Regions from separate parts of the Homo sapiens genome. Here region 1 is linked to region 2. A link is a contact called in ENCODE Hi-C or POLR2A ChIA-PET data. All regions are on one chromosome and are shown on one strand. Each heading gives the region's core, a stretch centred on a gene start or an enhancer-like site at or near the end of the contact. The rest is flanking DNA. Distances are from core to core; before and after follow the strand shown. Region 1 holds the start of VARS2 (valyl-tRNA synthetase 2, mitochondrial). Region 2 has its middle 13 kb from the start of MIR877.

Region 1 (3,137 bases), core at 190-2,689, 320 kb after region 2:
AATAGGGGCAAAGCATTGAGCTCAGCACCTGTCATGCAATAAATGCTAAAAAAAGAAAATAGTAGCTGCTGCTATTTTAAAGAAAGAAAAACAAAACATTACTGGAAAGGGCGAATGTGCCAGAAAAGGAATATCCCACGTTGCTGGGAGCAGCAACGTGGGATAACAGCTGAACTGGGATGGGTGGAGTTGATGACAGGAGTTATGAGTTTTTAGAATAAGCTGATGTTCCAGTGACATTAGGTGACAGCTCAGATGGCTTTCCTGCCTTCTTGCTGGAGCCCTCATGCCATTCTTGTCTGTTTTCCTAGATAATCCATTTCCTAAGGACAAGAGCCCACCCAGTGATGCTCAAACAGGTATAGACAGGCTCCAAGATGTCAGAGGCTGGCAGCTGGTGATGACATGATGGAAAAGAAAAAGGGGCATCCAAATCTGGGGAAGAAACAGAGGGCCGGGTTGTCTGGGGCAGTATTCTGAGTCCCTACAGTCAACCCTTGCTCCTTGCAGACACCTGTGCTGCCCCCCACCATCACCGACCAGATCCGGCTCTGGGAGCTGGAAAGGGACAGACTCCGGTTCACTGAGGGTGAGTAGCTTCTGGTGGCCAAGTCTTGGTCATTGGCCAGAGAAAGGGCAGACAGTTCAGTCTGCATTTTATTTTTTACTTCATGGACTAGGAGAGAAAAGCTGGCAAGACAGTTTTTTGTTGTTTTGGGGTGAGTCGGTAGTAAACAAATCGTCCCAAATCAATGCACTTTGGATTTGGCTAGGTGAGGGAATAATTCACAGTAATTTGTATTAGGCCTTTCTGAATATGGCTGGATCACACTGGTGTTAAGATGAACCCCTGAGCAGACAAGCATAGAGAATTAGTTTGTAAAATTGCGGTGGGGGCAAGCCCAGACCGCGTCCAGGGCTGCCACCAAGGAGCTGGGGGGATTCCCAATAGGAGCTCCGAGCTTCACTTTCTCGTCTTCTCCCCGCGCCCCTCCCGTCCTGCCGACCCCAGGTGTCCTGTATAACCAGTTCCTGTCGCAAGTGGACTTTGAGCTGCTGCTGGCCCACGCGCGGGAGCTGGGCGTGCTCGTGTTCGAGAACTCGGCCAAGCGGCTCATGGTGGTGACCCCGGCCGGGCACAGCGACGTCAAGCGCTTTTGGAAGCGGCAGAAACATAGCTCCTGAGAGCGCGGGACTTGGACACGGACCTCGGCGGGCGGGACTGGGCGGGGCGGGGCATCAGAACTCAGGTGTTTTTTATTTACGCGTCAGGGCTTTTCTTGTTTAATAAAGTTATGATAGCTAGCAGTGCGGTCCCGGGCGCCTCCCCGTGGGGTTTGCCTTCGCGGCGGACTCGCTCCTCTGGTCTACAGCCTTTGGACCGGTAGGGAGAGGGTGGGGCCAAAGCCAGCTGCTGCGCATGCGCCGGCCGGGGCCCCGCCCCCATGCGCCGCGCGGCTCCAGGGCCACGTTCCAGGGTCGGGTTTGGTGGATTCCTCAGTCCCTGCCGCCGCGGGGCGCCCTGGGATAGCGGCGGGGCCTCCTGGTGAGCGCGCGCCGGGGCGGCCTCCGGGAAGTGGGAGACGCTGCGGGTCCTGGGCCCAGGCCTTGGGATGGGCGGGAAGGCTTGGCCGCGCCGGGCTGTGGGCACTGCAGGAGGCCCCTGTGCAGGTGGAGATCGCCGCGGCCCTGGCGGGACTCCTTGCTGGCTCTTGGGCGCGCTGATGCCCATCATCTCCCTGAGTTTCTGAGCCCTATCTCTCATGTGTCAGTGGTCACCGCCGAATCCAGACACTCCGGCCCTGTTCCGGAAGAGCCCTGATATCCGTGGCTCCATGGCGCTGTCTGTCGATACCATGCACTCTAGCTCTCAAGGAGGAAAGGTTTTGTGGAAGGGAATAGAGACTTGGAATAACAGACCTGTGCTAATTAGAGACAGGAAAGATGGAACAAGGGGAGTGACCCTTCTCCACCCCCATATCCTAATGTGCTCTCTCTCTATCCAGAACAGATCTCGGCCCCTTTCCAAACACTCCTGATGCCTCATTTGCCTCTCGCCTCTTTTCGACCACCATTTTGGGGGCTGAGGCACTCACGGGGCCTCCCCAGGTTTCACTCCGTTTCTACACAGTCGGAGCCCCATGGATCTCCCATCTCCCGGAGGAACCGTGAAGCCAAACAGAAGCGCCTGCGAGAGAAGCAGGCGACTCTGGAGGCTGAGATAGCAGGGGAGAGCAAGGTTAGGGGTCAGACAGCTTGTCCTTGGGTTTCTGAGACTTGAGAGGGGCTGGAGGAGACCGGCTGAAATGCAGTCTGGGGTATACTGGATCCCAGCCTCTTCTGCTTTCTCTTCTCAGTCACCTGCAGAATCCATTAAGGCCTGGAGGCCTAAGGAGTTAGTATTGTATGAAATCCCTACGAAACCCGGTGAAAAGAAAGGTAAGTAGAATAAGTAAGAAGGCCTTTTCTTTCACATATGTGTTGCCCATTTGGCCTGCCGAAATGCAGCCTGGGAACAAGTTCAGTGGTTAGTGGAGCTCTCCTCTGCCTTCACAGATGTCTCTGGGCCCCTGCCTCCTGCATACAGCCCCCGATATGTTGAGGCTGCCTGGTACCCGTGGTGGGTACGAGAGGGCTTCTTCAAACCAGAATATCAGGTTAGTATCTGGCAGGGAGGGGTCCTAAATTGTCTCCAGGACAGAGTGGCCCTTGAATACAACTGGACCTCAGAGTTGAGCTCACATTGTAGACCTTGTCTTCTTTCTGGCTCTGGTGTCTCCAAAGATTTCTCTTGGCAGGTTCCCCCTGGCCAATTCCCTCCTCTCCACTCTCCTCTTATTTGCAGGACAGTTCTTCCTTGAAGTTCTTTCTGTTCTGGAGACAGTAGAGGGTGCTCTTTCCCCAATCCAATTCTCTCTTGCCCCTTTGACTTTTTTTCTTCCTCTAGGCCCGGCTGCCCCAAGCTACAGGGGAGACCTTTTCCATGTGTATCCCACCTCCCAATGTCACTGGCTCCCTGCACATTGGCCACGCACTCACGGTGGCCATACAGGATGCCCTCGTGCGCTGGTGAGAGGGGAGTGGGGGCTGCTTGAGTTCTTGGAAGGGAAATAGGAAGGGCAGGAATGAGTGAGGAT
Region 2 (3,249 bases), core at 131-2,630:
CTTGAACCCAGGGGGCAGTGAGCCAAGATCGTGCCATTTCACTCCAGCCTGGGCAAAAGAGTGAAACTTGTCTAAAAAAAAAAAACAGGTTTCTTTGAATTTTTTTTTTTTTTTTTTTTGAGATGAAATTTTGCTGTCACCCAGGCTGGAGTGCAATGGCACGATCTCAGCTCACTGCAACCTCCGCCTCCTGGGTTCAAACGATTCTTCTGCCTCAGCCTCCAGAGTAGCTGGGATTACAGGCACCAGTCACCACGCCCGGCTAATTTTTTGTATTTTTAGTAGAGACGGTTTCACCATGTTGGTCAGGTTGCTCTCGAACTCCTGATCTCAGGTGATCCACGCGCCTCGGCCTCCCAAAGTGCTGGGATTACAGGCGTGAGCCACCACGCCTGGCCGAATTTTCATAAATGATTTGAAAGAAAATGAGCTCATTCTTTCTTTTTTTTTCAGACGGAGTCTTGCTCTGTCGCCATCCTGGAATGCAGTAGCGTTATCTCGGCTCACTGCAACCTCTGCCTCCTGGATTCAAGCGATTCCCCTGCCTCAGCCTCCCAAGTAGCTGGGACTACAGGTGCGTGCCACCACTCCCGGCTAATTTTTTTTTTTTTTTGAGACAGAGTCTTGCTCTGTCGCCCAGGCTGGAGTGCAGTGGCGCGATCTCTGCTCGCTGCAAGCTCCACCTCCCGGGTTCATGCCATTCTCCTGCCTCAGTCTCCTCAGTAGCTGGGATTACAGGCACCCGCCACCACACCCACCTAAGTTTTTGTATTTTTAGTAGAGAAGGGGTTTCACCTTGTTAGCCAGGATGGTCTCCATCTCCTGACCTCATGATCTGCCCGCTTCGGCCTCCCAAAGTGCTGGGATTACAGGCGTGAGCCACCGCGCCTGGCAATTTTTGTATTTTTAATAGAGACGGGGTTTCACCATGTTGGCTAGGATGGTCTCCATCTCCTGACCTTGGGATTTGCCCGCCTCGGCCTCCCAGAGTGTTGGGATTACAGGTGTGAGCCACCGCGCTCGGCCGAGCTTATTCTTAAAATACAGTAAAAACTTTAAGCTCTCTTTTAAGGTTCTTGTGGCTTGTTGCAGGAGATAGAAGAAAGGTGAGAAGCAGGCAGTAAATGGAAGCAGAAAGAGACACAAAGTTGTGACCACTAGGTTGTGACATGTTTGGGTTTTTTCACTTGAGCTGTATACTTCTTTGGTATTTCACGCCCTAGCCTGGTCCTTAGATTATGTCTTCTCAGGTCTTCTCCCAGTGCACACAGCAACAACAGACTGACCTGAACACCTCCGCCCACACACACCAAGCCTGGGCAAGGGGAAGGTAAAACTACCCACTTTGGGCCTACATGCAGTGAGGCCTTTCAGATACTGATAAAACATTGTTGCCCCCTCATGTGGCCAATGCTGGAAATACAGCTGAGACACGTATTCCAGGGCAGTGTAGCAGCCTCAGCAACTGGGAATTTGTTAGAAATGCATATCTCGGGATCCATCCTGACCTACTAAATCAGAATTTTGCTGGACCCTACCCCCAATCTGTCTGTTTTTTCTTTTTGTTTTGTTTTTGTTTTTTGAGATGGAGATGGAGTCTGGCTCTGTCACCCAAGCTGAAGTGCAGTGGTGTGATCTCTGCTCACTGCAACCTCCACTTCCCGGGTTCAAGTGATTCTCCTGCTTTAGTCTCCCAAGTAGCTGGGATTACAGGCGCGAGCCACCATGCCTGACTAATTTTTGTATTTTTAGTAGAGATGGGATTTCACCATGTTGGCCAGGCTGGTCACAAACTCCTCACCTCAGGTGATCCATCCGCCTTGGCCTCTCAAAGTGCTGGGATTACAGGCATAAGCCACTGCATCCAACCCAAATTTGTTTTTTTTTTTCTTTCTTTTTTTTTTTTTTTTTTTTGAGACCAAGTTTCGCTCTTGTTACCCAGACTGGAGTGCAATGGTGCGATCTCGGCTCACCACGACCTCCACCTCCCGGGTTCAAGCAATTCTCCTGCCTCGGCCTCCCGAGTAGCTGGGATTACAGGCATGCGCCACCACGCCCGGCTAATTTTTGTATTTTTAGTGGAGACGGGGGTTCTCCATGTTGGTCAGGCTGGTCTCGAACTCCTGACCTCCTGATCTACCCGCCTTGGCCTCCCAAAGTGCTGGGTTTACAGGTATGAGCCACTGCACCCGGCCCCAGATTTGTTTTCTAATAAGCTCTTCAGATGATCCTGATGAATGCTAACAGACTTGAAAACCGCCATTCTCAACCCACATGTTAAAACATGTTAATATCTTCAACTGCCCCATATCTGCCACACACACTCCCCCCAGAGTGATGTATCCTTTCTTTTTTTTTTCAGATGGAGTTTCACTCTTGTTGCCCAGGCTGGAGTGCAGTGGTGCAGTCTGCAACCTCTGCCTCCTGGGTTCAAGCGATTCTCCTGCCTTCCGAGTAGCTGGGATAACAGGCGCCAGTAACCACACCCAGCTAATTTTTGTATTTTTAGTAGAGATGGGGTTTCTTCATGTTGGCCAGGCTGGTCTCGAACTTCTGACCTCAGGTGATCCAACTGCTTCGGCCTCCCAAGGTGCTGGGATTACAGGCGTGAGCCACCACGCCCAGCTTTAATTTCTGGTTTAAGAGTGGAGGCCAGGCGCGGAAATGGGGAAATGGAGTTTCCCTATGTTGCTTAGGGTAGTTTTGAACTCCTGGGTTCAAGTGATCGTCCCATGTGGGCCTCCCAAAGTGCTGGGATTACAGGCGTGAGCCAACATGCCCAGCTTTAATTTCTGGTTTAAGAAGAGTGGAGGCCAGGCGCGGAAATGGGGAAATGGAGCTTCCCTATGTTGCTTAGGGTAGTTTTGAACTCCTGGGTTCAAGTGATCCTCCCATGTTGGCGTCCCAAAGTGCTCGGATTACTGGCTTGAGCCACCATGCCTGGCCAGAGCCACTTTGGGAAGAGCAGTCTATACTTACCCTTTGTTTTTTTGTGACGGAATTTTGCCCTGTCACTCAGGCTGGAGTGCAGTGGCATGATCTCGGCCCACTGCAACCTGCACCTCCTGGGTTTAAGGGATTCTCCCGCCTCAGCCTCCGGAGTAGCTGGGTTATAGGCACCCAGCTAATGTTTGTATTTTTAGTAGAGACGGGGTTTTGTCATGTTGGCCAGGCTGGTCTCCAACTCCTGACCTCAGGTGATCCACCCACCTCGCCTTCCCAAAGTGATGGGATTACAGGCATGACCCA

Evidence for each region. Hi-C counts contacts between places; a loop is a spot of excess contacts on that map. ChIA-PET counts read pairs that join two places held with the same protein, here RNA polymerase II (POLR2A). Pooled maps may share reads with other maps.
Region 1: a loop to region 2 is called in a pooled map, with 2.5 times the contacts of the local background. The contact joins the promoter of VARS2 here to the enhancer-like site in region 2. A Hi-C loop is called at or near these places in 1 of 50 pooled maps. POLR2A ChIA-PET finds 5 or more read pairs at or near these places in 3 of 52 experiments (WTC11, activated T-cell and naive thymus-derived CD8-positive, alpha-beta T cell).

What each region holds. Positions count from the first base shown.
Region 1 is chr6:30,912,799-30,915,935 of GRCh38, forward strand. It overlaps VARS2 (valyl-tRNA synthetase 2, mitochondrial), which reads left to right and starts at 1,440. Exons shown (of 30, transcript NM_020442.6): 1 at 1,440-1,546; 2 at 2,012-2,239; 3 at 2,358-2,439; 4 at 2,557-2,657; 5 at 2,948-3,069. The coding sequence starts at 2,039. It overlaps GTF2H4 (general transcription factor IIH subunit 4), which reads left to right. Exons shown (of 14, transcript NM_001517.5): 12 at 312-359; 13 at 511-589; 14 at 1,013-1,308. The coding sequence ends at 1,185.
Region 2 is chr6:30,596,116-30,599,364 of GRCh38, forward strand. No RefSeq gene overlaps it. Among named protein-coding and RNA genes, the nearest start is that of MIR877, 13 kb to the left of the region's middle. Within about 2 kb of position 1,381, at least 4 of the 41 ENCODE cell types and tissues checked have a DNase peak (open chromatin) inside an H3K27ac peak, as active enhancers do.